Linked DNA regions of Homo sapiens: region 2 is linked to region 1. A link is a contact called in ENCODE Hi-C or POLR2A ChIA-PET data. All regions are on one chromosome and are shown on one strand. Each heading gives the region's core, a stretch centred on a gene start or an enhancer-like site at or near the end of the contact. The rest is flanking DNA. Distances are from core to core; before and after follow the strand shown. Region 1 overlaps NUP153 (nucleoporin 153). Region 2 has its middle 55 kb from the start of KIF13A.

Region 1 (7,552 bases), core at 2,285-4,784:
TTTTTTTGAGTCTCAGTCTCGCTCTGTCATCCAGACTGGTGTGCAGTGGTGCCATCTTGACTCACTGCGACCTATGGCTCCCAGGTTCAAGCGATTCTCGTGCCCCAGCCTCCCTAGTAACTGAGATTACAGGCACGTGCCATCATGCCCTGCTCATTTTTGTATTTTTAGTAGAGATAGGGTTTCACCGTTTTGGCTAGACTGGTCTCAAACTCCTGAGCTCAGGTGATCTGCCTGCCGTGGCCTCCCAAAGTGCCGGGACTAAGGTGTGAGCCACTGTGCCTGACCCTGAAAAATAGTATTCTTCTACTTGGACATTTTACTCTCTTCTGCAGTCCTCAGGACAATATTGTATATGTAGTAGATACTCATCCAATTTTTTTTTGGGCTATTCAGCATTTCCATCTTGAGGATCTTGACAGACTTTATGGCTTACTGTTACCTTTTGATAAATAAAAATAGGAGTGATCGGCCAGGTGCGGTGGCTTACGCCTGTAATCCTAGCACTTTGGGAGGCCCAGGCCAGTGGATCACTTGAGGTCAGGAGTTCAAAACCAGCCTGGACAACATGGTGAAACCCTGTCTCTACTAAAAATACAAAAAAAAATTAGCCAGGTGTGGCGGTGCGCACCTGTAATCTCAGCTACTCCGGAGGCTGAGGCAGGAGAATCACTTGAACCCGGGAGGCGGAGGGTGCAGTGAGCCGAGGCCGCGCCACTGCACTCCAGCCTGGGAGACAAAGTGAGACTCTATCTCAAAAAAAAAAAAAAAAAAAAAAAAGTTCAGTAAACTAAAGTCCTCATTGCACATCATCATCTTTGTATACTTTCCTCATTAACCAAAATTTTGTGAAATCTATTGTGTGTAGTAGAATTTCAATTAGGCAGATCTCTCATCAGCCAAACAAAATACTGTTTCAAGATAGTGGAACTGATAAAGTTGATCATTATATCTTGCTGCCCTTTTAATATATCCTATTTGCTTAAAATTAACTTTGGCGGTTACTGTGGGAAAAAAATACAATGTTTGATAGTTTGGGTTAAAGAGGTATCTTTTGTTAGTTTATTTATAGCTGGTTAAGCATCCTTCAGGGAAAGCAGACTGTTGGATTTTTCTTTTTTTTCTTTTCTTTTTGAGGCAGCGTCTCGCTCTGTCACCCAGGCTGGAGTGTGCAGTGGCACAGTCGCAGCTCACTGCAACCTCCACCTCCAGGGCTCAAGCAATTCTCCTGCCTCAGCCTCGCAGGTAGCTGGGACTACAGGCGCCTATCACCATGCCTGGCCGATTTTTTGTATTTTTAGTAGAGATGGGGTTTCACCGTATTAGCCAGGGTAGCCTTGATCTCTTGACCTCGTGATCCGCCCGCCTCGGCCTCCCAAAGTGCTGGGATTACAGGCGTGAGCCACCGTGCCTGGCTTGGATTTTTCTTTTGAAAACATTTCTTGGAATACCAAGTTCCTCAAAAGTAATTATTTAAATTATAATTTTATGAATTAATTGCAATGACTAAGATATTGATAAATTATTATCTGTAATGAAATTCTGATGCAAAGAAAGCTAATATTGAACTTTTTATTGGAAGAGTGTTGCTTCTCAATTTTTGGAATTACCTAGACATTTGGAATTAGGCAAGAAGGAATCTATTAGTAGTTTCTATGATGGGCTTAATTTAAGCTACTAGCTTTTCTCAACCCCTCATTTATATCAGGTTATTTTATAATAAGAGGTGAAATTTTAAAATTATGTCATAATGTAAGTTCTTATCAATAACAGTTTTACTAATGGTTGAGTATCGTATCCATAAAAGTTTATTAATGGGTGCTAAGAAATAAAAAGCCAGAATACAGTATCATAGCCCATGTTTCACAGATGTTATCAGAACAGTCTACAAAATAGACTCTCTTATTGAGTTGTATGTAAGGTCACATTTGCGAAGAGGTTTTAGGGAAGAGTTAGTAACCATACAGAGGCTTTGCCCTGGAAACCAATGTTGTTCACAGCTGCTGCTGAATGAAAGGACCTTATTCATAGGATTACAGTCTTTGGACAGAGTTAGAAGCTTCTGGCTTTATAGTGGTTTTATACCAACAGGATTTTTACTATGTTTCAGTTTAGCAAAGGACTGTTAACAAAACAGTTGGTGTACTTACATAATAAATTGAGTTCATTTTACAGTTTGGAAGTCTTAACAGTGATTTACCATTTAGACTTACATTGTAAGATTTTTGGTTTGGTTTGGTATTTAAATAACAATGGGGGAAATAACTTGGAGAGGGATTCGGTCACATTTTTGGGAGTTAAAATATTTTCATAGCTAGTTTTTTTGTTTGTTTTGGGAGACTGACTCTTGCTCTGTCTCCCAGGCTGGAGTGCGGTGGCACAATCTCGGCCCATTGAAAGCTCTGCCTCCGGGTTCAAACGATTCTCCTGCCTCAGCCTCCTGAATAGCCGGGATTACAGGCGCATGCCACCACGCCTGGCTAATTTTTACATTTTTAGTAGAGACGTTTTCACCATGTTGGCCAGGCTGGTCTCAAACTCCTGACCTCAAATGATCCACCTGCTTCGGCCTCCCACATTGCTGGGATTACAGGTGTGAGCCACCACGCCTGGCCCATAGCTAGTTTTAAAATATCTTATTTGCAGCTCAAAAAATATGGACAGTAATTCAGGGAAAATGTGACAAAAGTACATTTTAGTTCATGCATTTAAAATTCACTCTGGGCCAGGTGCAGTGGCTCATGCCTGTAATCCCAGCACTCTTTGAGAGGCTGAGGCAGAAGGATTGCTTGAGCCCAGAAGTTTGAGATCAGCCTGGGCAACACAGCAAGACCTAGTCTCCATTTAAAAAAAAAAAAAAAAGCCAGGTGAGTTGCCTCATGTCTGTAATCTCAGCACTTTGGGAGGTTGAGGCAGGCAGATTGCTTGAGCCCAGGAGTTTGAGACCAGCCTGAGCAACATGGCGAGACCCTGTCTCTACAAAAAAAAACCAAAAAAATTAGCCGGGTGTGGTGGCGCACGCCTGTGTACACAGGAGGCTGTGGTGGGAGGATCACCCAGGTCTCACCTACAGTGAGCTGTGGTCTGGGTGACAGAGCAGGAGTCCGTCTCTTAAAAAAAAAAAACAAAAAACTGTAAAAGGTTTGATCTGTAGTGCTGTTTTGAATATAGTTCCATTTTGTATGCATGCATGTGTGTGAAAAGTCATTAAGTCTGGAATGAAATATAGAGTATCCGTGAAGCCATTTTAGAATTATATGTGTGTATATTTATGTGCATAGGTATATGAATACATACCTTAGGTTCCATTATTATCAGTTTTTCCTCTTATTTGTTTGTATCTACTGTATATTTCTCTGGGAAATACTCATGGTCTTTAGGTCATGTTAGCTATTGTCAAAATTTAGATATGAATCATTGATTTATATGAAAATAAATGTTTTTGATTTCTCTTTACCTGTAAGGTGGATTCTCAATATCCTCCTGTTCAGAGACTTATGACCCCAAAGCCAGTTTCCATAGCAACAAATCGAAGTGTTTATTTTAAACCATCTCTGACTCCTTCTGGTGAATTCAGGAAGACTAATCAAAGAATAGATAACAAGTGCAGTGTGAGTATATGTATATTTCTACCAGTCTTTGAATATTGATTAGAATAAGTAAGACTAAATAATGTAAAATATAACTACCATTGTATTCTAGCAACTGTATAACACATAAAGGTTGTGAATTAGTGATGATTATGAATTGGTATGCTTTTAAAATAGCTGTCACCTTGATCAAATTTTTTTTTTTTTGAGACGGAGTCTCACTCTGTCTCCAGGGGTGGAGTGCAATGGCATGGTCTCAGCTCACTGCAACCTCTGCCTCCCGGGTTCAAGTGATTCTCCTGCTTCAGCCCCCCGAGTAGCTGGGACTACAGGCATGTGCCACCTCACCCAGCTAATTTTTGTATTTTTAGTAGAGACAGGGTTTCACTATGTTGGCCAGGCTGGTCTCGAACTCCTGACCTCAAGTGACCCACCTGCCTTGGCCTCCCAAAGTGCTGGGATTACAGATGTGAGCCACCGCGCCTGGCCACTACCTTGGTCAGATCTTAAGTTAGTGTTGACTAGTAAACTCTAGCATGTACCCATTGTTTAGGTTACATAATTTTGCCGGATTTGCTTTATCTGTTTCTTTCATGTGGTGGTGTTGAACTATCTGCAAGTAAATTTCAGACATTATCTTTTGAACCCTAAGTACTTTGATATGCATCTCCTAAGTACTTTGTCCTATATTATCCCATCTAAGAAAATTAATTCTAATTCCTTAAAATTATCTAATATCCAGTCCATATTGAAACGTTTTTCATAATTGCTTTTTTGAACCAGGACTCGAGCAAGGTTCAGATACTGCTTTTGGTTTTGTTTTTCCAGACCTCAAACCCTCACCCTGGCCACATTGGTTTCTGTTTCTTGAGATAATTCACATATCATACAATTCTCCTATTTAAAGTTTTCAATTCAGTGGTTTTAGCATGTTTGGAAAACACTTTATAAATAAAGTGGTGTCTGTGAGTTGTTCAACTGTTAAGCCATCATAATGGTAAATTTTAGAACATTTGTATTACCATCTCTCCCACCCTTTGAAAATCTCATACCCATACCCGTCAGTAGCCACTTAGCATAGTGTTTTCAAGGTTCATTCACGTCGTAGTATGTATCAGTACTTCATTTTTTCCCTTTTTATGGCTGAATAATATTTCATTGTAAGGAATACTAGATTTTGTAGATATTTCATTGTATGGATATACTAGATTTTGTTTTATCCATTAATCACTTGAAGGACATTGGGGTTGGTTTTACTTTTTGGCTGTAATGAATAATGCTCCTGTCAACATTTATGTATAAGTGTTTTTTTGTGTGTTTGTGTGTGTGGACATGTTTTTATTTCTCTTGGGTTTATACCTAGAAATAGAATTGCTGGATCATAGGTTTTTGAAGAGACCAGGCCAGTTGTCTTATAAAATGTCCCATAATCTGGGTTTGTCTGGTTTTTTGTGTCATTTAACTTGTATTTATTTTGTTTACTTAACACCTTATTGTTTATGCCTTTAGTTATATTTTATCTCATTTCTAACAACTCAATTTATTGAAAACCTTGAAACTTAGAAAGATTAGTACAGTGATTTGCCATGTATTTCTTTATGTTGATTCACCAGTCATTAACATTTTGTCATATTTGCTTTATCTCCCTCCATACTTTTAAGTTAACATTAAAATTTTGAAAAATATTTTGAACATAGTGTGATCATGGTGGCTCATGCCTATAATCCCAGTGCTTTGAGAGGCTCAGGCAGAAGGATCACTTGAGTCCAGGAATTCAAGACTAGCCCAGGCACCATAGCAAGACCTTATCTCTAGAAGAAATAAAAAAATTAGCCAGATGTGGTGGTGCGTGTCTGTAATCCTAGCAAGGCAGGAGGTTGCGGTAGGAGGATCACGTGAGAGCCCAGGAGTTCGAGGCTAAAGTGAACTGTGATAGCACCACTGCACTCTGGCTTGGGTGAGAGAGTAAGACCCTGACTCAAAATATATATATATATATGTGTGTGTGTGTGTGTGTGTGTGTGTGTATTTTTTTCTTTTTAGCATAATATTGGACTTCTACAGATTTGCAAGAAAAATTTCATGAACTTCACATTTTACTACATTTGCTCTATCTTTTTCTCTGTGTTCTTATTAACAAGGAGTTCCCTTACATAATGCATAGCAGTGGTCAAACCCAGAAACTTAACATTGGCACAACACTGTAATCTACAGATTCTATTTACATGTTGTCACTTGGCCTAAAAGAAGAAATTCTAACATCATGTCTTGCATTTAGTTGTCATGTCTCTTCATCTCCTTTAGTCTAGAACAGTTCCTTTTGTTTTTTGTTCTTGTTGTTTTGTGTTTCACAATATTGATAATTTTGAAGTATAGAAGCCAGTTATTTTGTAGAATGTTCTGCAGTTTTATGATTGTCTGATGTTTCCTCATGATTAGATTTCAGTTACCTACTTTTGGCAGTGAAGACCGTTGAGGGAGTGTGCTGAGCTGTTCTCACTGTTCAGAAGGCACAGGCTACCAGTTTGTCCCATTCCTGGCAGTGTGGTTATTACATAAAGTGGTGTCTGTGAGGATTCTCTACTATAAAATTACTATTTTACCTTTCGTAATGAATAAGTATTTTGTGGGAAGGAAACTTCCCAATTATATTCTTTTCAGCCACTAGTGTTAGCATTATTGATGATTCTTGCCTGTATCTTTTTGAGCACTTAATTGGTTTTTGATATTATAAGATAATTCAGGCTCATCACATGCATTTCCTGCCCCAGCCCTGTAATCAGCCATTTTTCCAAGAAGTCTTGATTCCTTTCAGTGGAAGTATTAATTCTTTAAGTTGTAGGGAGCTATTTCGAAAGGAATAGCTTTGTATATTTGGTTGCACAATTAACAGGACAAAAAGAGGGATAAGTAAAGTAATTTTGTGGTTAGGTTAGTGAGTGTATTGTCTGTATACTACCATTTTATTAAAATAATGATTGTGCTCACTGACATTTTTCATATATATAATCTCACTGTAACTCTTGGTTACCATTCAGAAGGCAGGGTGTAATTTCAAATTTCAGGATTCATTAACTAAAAAGCCATCAAATTCCTGATTCTAAATATTAAAATTAATAGGAAGCAAGGTGGTACTAAGAAAATTACAACAAATAAGCAAACGTAAATATGTGTGTATTTCCCCTGCAGACTGGATATGAAAAAAATATGACACCCGGACAAAATAGAGAACAACGAGAAAGGTACTGTCATTTCTTATACAGCTATACTTCTTTATATTTAACTTGTAAGGTCTGTATTTAATTTACATGTACCTTTTTGAAGATTAAAATCAAAGAACAGAAACTTTATATAAAGAAATCTAAGATTTTAGAATCACGTTCAGCTGTATATTTTTTTTTTACTTGTTAGCAGTTCTAGTTAACAAGTTATGGACCACAATAATATATCAGTTGTTTTAATTTTCTTTTTATTTGCCAGTGGCTTTTCATATCCAAATTTCAGTTTGCCTGCAGCCAATGGTTTATCTTCTGGAGTAGGTGGTGGAGGTGGCAAGATGAGACGAGAAAGAACACGCTTTGTTGCTTCTAAACCTCTGGAGGAGGAGGTAGGGTTGTATACTCATATACTCTTGAGGTTTATTTAAAAAGCATTGGTGTGGTGGTGGTAAGGGGAGACCTGTAGGGGTGGGGTTCGAAGAGACCCAGAGCAAAATTAATCTGCTATTGAATCAGTTCTTTCAAAATGCATGCTGAAAACCTAATCTAGTACCTTAAATTTCATGGGTATCATAGAACAAAACAAAACTACCCATACTTTTTCAAATAAGGGAATTGCAATTGAAATTATTTGACCCTTGGTATTACTGTATAGTTTTGTCTGTTTGTAAAACATACGTAAATAAGTTCATAAATAGGATTAATACTATACGTATTCTTCTTTTTTTAAGATACAGTCTTGCT
Region 2 (7,552 bases), core at 1,981-4,480, 380 kb before region 1:
GCTGAGGCAAAAGAATACCTTGAACCTGGGAGGTGGAGGTTGCAGTGAGCCAAGATCATGCCACCAATGCACTCCACCCTGGGCCACAGAGCAAAACTCTGTCTCAAAAAAAAAAAAAAAGAAATTTCTCACAGAAAGGAGAAACTTGTGATAGAATCACTTAAAAGCCAACTTAGAATAACTTCCTGGTTTTCACCTTTTTTTGGTATTTCATTTTTCACAGCTAAATTCTTATAAATTTGGGGCAAAAATATTAGAATCCAGTTTGCTTTTCTGTTCTGTGACTTTATTTTCACCCACCTCCCAAATGACTTTGAAGTGGGACTTCTGAATGTCAATCCTAGACAAAAGCTAATGTTGTAAAGGAAAAAGTAAATCTTTATTTTTAGCTAGAGAAAGAATTCCAAAAATTTTTCACCATTAGTGAGGAAGAACATTGAGATACTTGCCATCCATACACATAGAAGCCCAAACCTGTAATGGTGCATTTAATCCTAGGCAGTTCCTTTCTAGAAAGATAGCTCAAAAATATAGGAAAATTCAAAGAGGAGTGAAAATCTAGTAAGATTCAGAGATAGTGTTAAAGAGAAATATTAAAAGATATTTTAGATACCAGATACTTATTTTTAGTTAGTTAATTAGTTGGTTGTTATAATGGCATTGGGGTTACATTTTTAAATGCTTGTAAATTCTGAGATATATGTAGATGTATATAGGAGTTAAATTATATAATACTAGGAATTTGCTTTAAAACACTTCATTAAGAAAGGGAAGGAAGGGAGGGGGGAAGGGAGGGAGGGAGGGAGGAAGGAAGGAAGGAAGGAAGGAAGGAAAAAAGGAAGGGAAGAAGGGAGGGAGGGAGGGAAGGAGGGAGTGAGGGAGGGAGACAGAAGTAAAGCAAATGTGGCAAAATAGTGAATTTGAATCTAGGTGATGATGTATTCATTTCCTGAGGCTGCTGTAACAAATTACCTCAAATTGGGGGGCTTACAACAACAGAAACTTATTGTCTCACAGTTCTGGAAGCCAGAGGTCTGAAATCAAAACAGGGTCTTGCTCCCTCTGAAGGCTCTAAGGGAGAATCCTTCCTGCCTCTTCCAGCTTCTGGTGGCCTCAAGGGTTCTTGGCCATGGGCTCGGGCTCATAACTCCAATCCATTTCTCGTGATCACATGGCCTTCTCTTCTGTGTCTGTGTCTTCTCTGCTTCTGTCTCTTATAAGAATGCTTATCATTGAATTTAGAGCCCACTAGATAATTCAGGATGATCTCATTGTCAGATCTTTAATTATATCTGCAAAGACCTTCATTCCAAATAAAGTCACATTCATAAATTTTCAGCATCAGGACATGGGCATAACATTTTCAACCCACTACTGGACGTATGATATTATTATACTATTCTATTTTCTCTCTTTTTTAAGTAGTATTGAGTACTTTTTAAGATTTTATACTAAAAAAGTTTTTTACATTTTCGCTAAGCATTGAATTAGCAGAATTCAAAGAATTTTGTATTGTATTTTGCTAAGCATTGAATATGGCAGAATTCAAAGCAGAGAACTTTATAGCTGAGGCAGAAAGTACTGGGAATGTTCAGGGAACAGAGACATGTGAACTGATAAGGAATAATAGGGAGAAGCAACTTCCTTCCTTGTTGTCAACCAAACAGACACAGATACTGTACATAAAATAGTGCAAAGGAAGCATAGAATTCTTTCCAGGCTAACCTGATTCCATTTCCACTAGCATTCCCATCAACCTTTGCCTTTCTCTTTTCTAAAGGAACTGACGATGCTGGAGAGGAGGGATACGAGAGCCTCAGGCCTTTTTGTAAAACAACATTTTAGCTTCCAAATTAGGTCATGTCTATCCTGGGCCACACTGATTCAGGCTGCTTGTCCTCACATTAATGGTAATGTGATTGTTCCTATGTCAGGGCTGGCAGGGCTAAAAGCATGTCAGGTATGTTATCCACATATCTTCCACTTTGCTTTTTAGCACCTTCATCACCTCTAGGAAGATAACTTTCCCAGATACTAAAGTCAAGAAGCCACTCGAGCGCACTTCCTTAATTCACTTCCAAAAACGAAACGTTTTTTACTCTAGGCCCAGGACACACTCACAGCACAGAGAGCATGCAATGGGCCACGTGGTGCATGTAAGGGAGAAGGACCTTTCAATGGGAGGAACGAGGAGAAGGATGAGACTTCTTTTTTGCTTATGTTCTCTCTTCCATGTGGCTGGAAAAGTAGGAATGGCCTGGGGGATAAAAGTAAGGCTAGGGTATAGATGCTAATGTGAAAAGGGACGGCCTGGAGTTGCGCAAGTCACAACCTACACAGCTATATGTGGTGGCCCAGCTGGCCCCCACCTTATCACAGTAAGGAATACCAGATGAGGATTTAAGGTCATAGCAATATTAAAGAATGTTCATTTTGGCTGGGAGCGGTGGCTCCCACCTGTAGTCCCAACACTTGGGGAGGCCGAGGCAGGCAGATCACTTGAGGTCAGGAGTTCGAGACCAGCCTGGCGAACATGGTGAAAACCCCCTCTCTACTAAAAATAAAAAAAATTAGCCAGGCGCGGTGACAGACACCTGTAGTCCCAGCTACTCGGGAGGCTGAGGCAGAAGAATAGCTTGAACCTGGGAGGCAGAGGTTGCAGTGAGCCTAGACCACGCCATTGCACTCCAGCCTGGGCAACAGAGCAAGACTCCGTCTCAAAAAAAAAAAAAAAAAAGAAGAAGAAGAATGCTCATTTAATTTCTTGCCATGCTAGCTACCCCTCAGAAAAGTGTCAGTTTCCTCAGGCTAACCAACTAACATTGCCAGGCGTGGTGGCTCATGCTTATAATCCCAGAACTTTGAGAGGCCGAGTCAGGTGGATCATCTGAGGTCAGGAGTTCGAGACCAGCCTGACCAACAAGGCGAAACCCCGTCTCTACTAAAAATACAAAAAATTAGCTGGGTGTGGTGGCAGGCTCCTGTAGTCCCAGCTACTCAGGAGGCTGAGACAGGAGAATTGCTTGAACCCAGGAGACGGAGGTTGCAGTGAGCCAAGATCGAGTCATTACACTCCAGCCTGGGTGACATAGTAAGATTCCATCTCAAAAAAAAAAAAAAAGAAAGAAAGAAACTAACACTGAAGCAAATAGAAGCTTTTTGGCCATTTCCAGTGTGAGATTCCCACAGCATGACTCACCCTGCCACGGAGCTCTGGAGGGGAGCACTGGTAAAGCAGCTAAAGCCTTGACTGCTGCAGTCAGCATGGCCTCCAGGAACAACAGTGCTCTGCTGAGCAGGCTCCATGGGCCCTGCCCACTGACATCCACTTGTCAAAGTGGTGGGGTTAGGCAGCATGTTTTCCACCAGCCTCTTATGGATGTGGGACCGGATGGAGCCTCTGACCTAGGCAGGTATGAGCTGACTGTGACTTCTAGCCTGAACATGGCCAGACAGCTTCTTTCTGCCAGCAGCTTGAATGGAAAAGTAACAAGAAAAGGGGTCACTTAGCAGGAGAAAGAACAGAAAACAAAAGGATGCAGACACTGATGTCCAAGTGTTACAGGATCTCTGGGGTGTCAATTTTTCTGGTGGGAAACCTCTGCGGCCGAAGCACCTTTGCCCGAGTTCTCACCCTGCATCTAGGAAGAATGAGGTACACAGACAAGCGCAGGGTGGAGAAGAAGAGTTTTATTTAGTGTTAGAACAGCTCAGAGGAGTGGGTGGCTCAGGGCAGCGGAGGGGGTCCTTCCTGGGGCTGCTGAGGGTGCAGGCTGCAGAGACACCTGGCTCCCGCATCTAGGAGGGTGGCTGCAGCCACACCCTCACCCAGAAAGGCAGATCCTGCCTGCTGCCAGCCCTCCCCCAAGAGCACAGGGAGGCTCAGATGAATCCACAGCTACAGTTTGGGTTCCTGTAGCCCCACCCAGGAGAGTGGGGTTCCTGCCTGCTCTGTAGAGCAGGAGGCCTGGGTCTGCAGCTGCATTGGGCGGCTATAGCAGCACCCGGGGAGCTCCTGTCCCAACTCAGAAGGGGTGGGGCTCTCACCAGCTCCATGGAGTGTGCTGCCATCACAACTAGGTTTGTGTCCAGGATGGCCAAGCCAAGGAAAAGAAGGAGCAGAAACTATGAATATGCAGAAGAAACTCCCCTTGGGGAGAGGAGAGGATATAAGAAGAGAAGCAGGGGACCTAGCGTGTCCTAAGAGACCACAGGGAAAATGACAAAGGAAGAGAAGTGCTCTCTTTGTTGCAGGACTGGAGAGGCAGAGGTGGAGTGTCATTCAAAAAGCCATGTTAAATATCCTAACACAAACTTCTACTGGAAAATTTTAAAGTAATACAAAGTGCCAAATGTGAAGTTTCATGAATCTTGGCTGGCAGCAAACCACTGAGGATGATATGACCCTGGAAATCTATGTCAGAATCTCAGCTGGGTGAGGATGGAGCATGTGTGAAGTTGAAGTGCAGTTTTATCTAAGAGGGCAAAGGTTTAAAAAGATTGAGAAACTGGCCAGGCACGGTGGCTCACGCCTGTAATCTCAACACTTTGGGAGGCTGAGGCAGGTGGATCACCTGAGGTCAGGAGTTCAAGACCAGCCTGGCCAACATGGTGAAACTCCATCGCTACTAAAAATACAAAAAATTAGCCAGACGTGGTGGCACGTGCCTGTAATCCCAGCTACTTGGGAGGCTGAGGCAGGAATCACTTGAACCAGGAAGCGGAGGTTGCAGTGAGCTGAGATTGCGCCATTGCACTCCAGCCTGGGCAACAAGAGCGAAACTCCATCTCAAAAAAAAAAAAAAAAAAAAAAAAAAAAGATTGAGAAACTCTTCCCTTATACTTTCCTCACTTTTTCAATTCTCTGAATTCTCACTCTAATTTCCCTCTTGAAGATGCCCTTCTTTGATACCTGGGGAGCAGAGTAGAGCCTCTATAAGAGCTCTTTCTTCTATTTTAATGACATTGGTTTGCCTAAGAATGAAATATTAGTCCAAAAGTGAATGTGGACATTAATAATAGAGGCCAGTTATACCAAGCCAAGAAAAGCACTTAAAAAAAAAAACCAGCATTCAGAGGGAACAAATAATTTTAGCTGTCAAATCCAAAAATTGTGTATCTAACCCACTGAACTGTGGAATTTATTTTCTTACATAGCAAAAGATTCCTCAACTTAGTCAACAATCAGGCTACAAATTTCCGCATATCCATCTTTTTTTTTAAAGCAAAAAGTGTACATCAGTGTATTTAAAAAAATTTTTTTTATCTTCTGTAAATGTTATATTCTTAAATGTAAATTCTTAATGTAATGCACATCTTCAGGCCTATTAGAGAGAACACAAGGAACAAATTGCTCAGTGAAAAGCACATGAACTTCCATATTAGAAAGGAGTCCCAACTCTGACATCCCCCTCCTTTCTAGCTGTTTGATTTGGGAAGAAATTGGTTTAACGGTTTAACAACTGTCTTTTGGGTTTTTTTTTTGGTGGGAGGGACAGAGTCTAGCTCTGTAGCCCAGGCTGGAGGGCAGTGGTGCGATCTCAGCTCACTGTAACCTCTGCCTCCCAGGTTCAAACAATTCTTCTCCTCAGCCTGCTGAGTAGCTGGGACTACAGGTATACGCCACCACACCTGGCTAAGTTTTGTTGTTGTTGTTGTTGTGTTTTTGGGTTTTTTTTTTTTTTTTTTTGAGACAGAGTCTCACTCTGTCGCCCAGGCTGGAGTGCAGTGGTGCGATCTTGGCTCACTGCAAGCTCAGCCTCTTGGGTTCATGCCATTCTCCTACCTCAGCTTCTCAATAGCTGGGACTACAGGCGCCTGCCACCACGCCTGGCTAATTTTTTTGTATTTTTTTAGTAGAGATGGGGTTTCACTGTGTTAGCCAAGATGGTCTTGATCTCCTGACCTCATGATCTGCCTGCCTCGGCCTCCCAAAGTGCTGGGATTACAGGTGTGAGCCACTGCGCCCAGCCCATTTTTTGTATTTTAGTAGAAATGGAGTTTCACCATGTTGCCCAGGCTGGTGTCGAACTCCTGAGCTCAGGCAATCCACCCGCCTTAGCCTCCCAAAGTGCTAGGATTACAGGCATGAGCCACCGCACCTGGCTAACAAGTTTTTAATCTTCGATTTCTTGATCTATTGAATGTTTAGAGTATGACTTATTCATAGGGCTTTGGAGAAACAAAAATGAACTTTTTCAAAGGGTGAATATCACTCTCCATTTAGTTGTCCAAGTTAGAAACTTATGAATCATTCCTAATACCTCCTAGTCTCTCACTCTCCACGTGTAATCCAAAAGTAATCCAGTAGGTTCACCCTTCAAAATATATCTCAATTATTCCCCCTTGTCTCCATCACCACCACTGTTATTAGTCTTAGACGTCATGGTTTTTCACATTCACTGCTGCTCCCATCTCCAGACTGGTGTCTCCACTTGCTTTTCCCTCGGTCCCCAGTCTACCCCATATAGCAGCTCGTTTTTTAAAAGCATAAATCATACCATTCTTCTGCTTAATTCTGATGATGTCCCACTATAGATAGATAGATAATTTTTTTTTTCTTTGAGACAGAGTCTCACTCTCTCCCTCAGGCTGGAGTGCAGTGGTGTGATCTCAGCTCACTGCAACCTCTGCCTCTCAGGTTCAAGCGATTCTCATGCCTCAGCCTCCCAAATAGCTGGGATTACAGGCGCGTGCCACTACACCTGGCTAATTTGTGTATTTTCAGTAGAGATGGGGTTTCACCATGTTGGCCAGGCTGGTCTCAAACTCCTGACCTCAGGTGATCTGCCTGCCTCGGCCTCCCACCACTATAATTTTTAAATGACATCTTCACTGAGATATAATTCACATACCATAAAACTCGCCCTCTTACAGTATACAAATTAAAATACACAATGTGGTTTTAGTGTTTTCACAATGTTCAATCATAACCACTATCTAATTCCAGAACACTTTCATCACCCCAGAAAGAAACCCAATACTCATAAGTAGTTACTACTATTCCCACCCCTTCCAGCCCCTAACAAACACTAATCGATTTTCTCTCTCTATGGATTTGTCTGTTCTGGACATTTCATATAAATGGAATATTATAATACATGACTTTTGAGGTCTGGCTTCTTTCACTTAACATAATGCTTTCAAGATTGATCTGTGTGTCAGCATGTATTAGTACTTCATTTATTTTAATTGCCAAGTAATATTCCATTGTGTGGATATACCATATTTTGTTTATTCACTCATGAACATTTGGTTATTTTCACTTTTTGACTATTACAAATAATGCTATGAACATTCATGTGCACATTTTTGTGAGGACATGTATTTTCAATTATCTTGGGTATATTCATAAGAATAAAAATGCTGAGTCATATGGTAACTTTATGCTTAACTGTTTAAGCAACTGCCAAATAATTTTCCAAAGTAGCTGTACTATTTACAATCCCCCTAGCACTGAATGAGGGCTCCAATTTCTTCACATCCTCACAAACACTTGTTACCTGTCTTTTTGATTATAATAATTCATGCAGTAGTTTCTCACTGGGGTTTT

Evidence for each region. A loop is a pair of places that touch in the nucleus more often than their neighbours do. ChIA-PET counts read pairs that join two places held with the same protein, here RNA polymerase II (POLR2A). Pooled maps may share reads with other maps.
Region 2: a pooled map shows a loop between it and region 1 (2.1-fold over the local background). The contact joins two enhancer-like sites. A Hi-C loop is called at or near these places in 1 of 50 pooled maps. POLR2A ChIA-PET finds 5 or more read pairs at or near these places in 4 of 52 experiments (A549, BJ, H1 and 1 more).

Annotation. Positions count from the first base shown.
Region 1 is chr6:17,661,298-17,668,849 of GRCh38, reverse strand. NUP153 (nucleoporin 153) reads left to right here. Exons shown (of 22, transcript NM_005124.4): 9 at 3,465-3,611; 10 at 6,780-6,832; 11 at 7,071-7,197. Among named protein-coding and RNA genes, the nearest start is that of NUP153, 42 kb to the left of the region's middle. RefSeq lists a silencer at 3,418-3,712. Within about 2 kb of position 3,534, at least 3 of the 41 ENCODE cell types and tissues checked have a DNase peak (open chromatin) inside an H3K27ac peak, as active enhancers do.
Region 2 is chr6:18,039,074-18,046,625 of GRCh38, reverse strand. No RefSeq gene overlaps it. Among named protein-coding and RNA genes, the nearest start is that of KIF13A, 55 kb to the right of the region's middle. Within about 2 kb of position 3,230, at least 12 of the 41 ENCODE cell types and tissues checked have a DNase peak (open chromatin) inside an H3K27ac peak, as active enhancers do.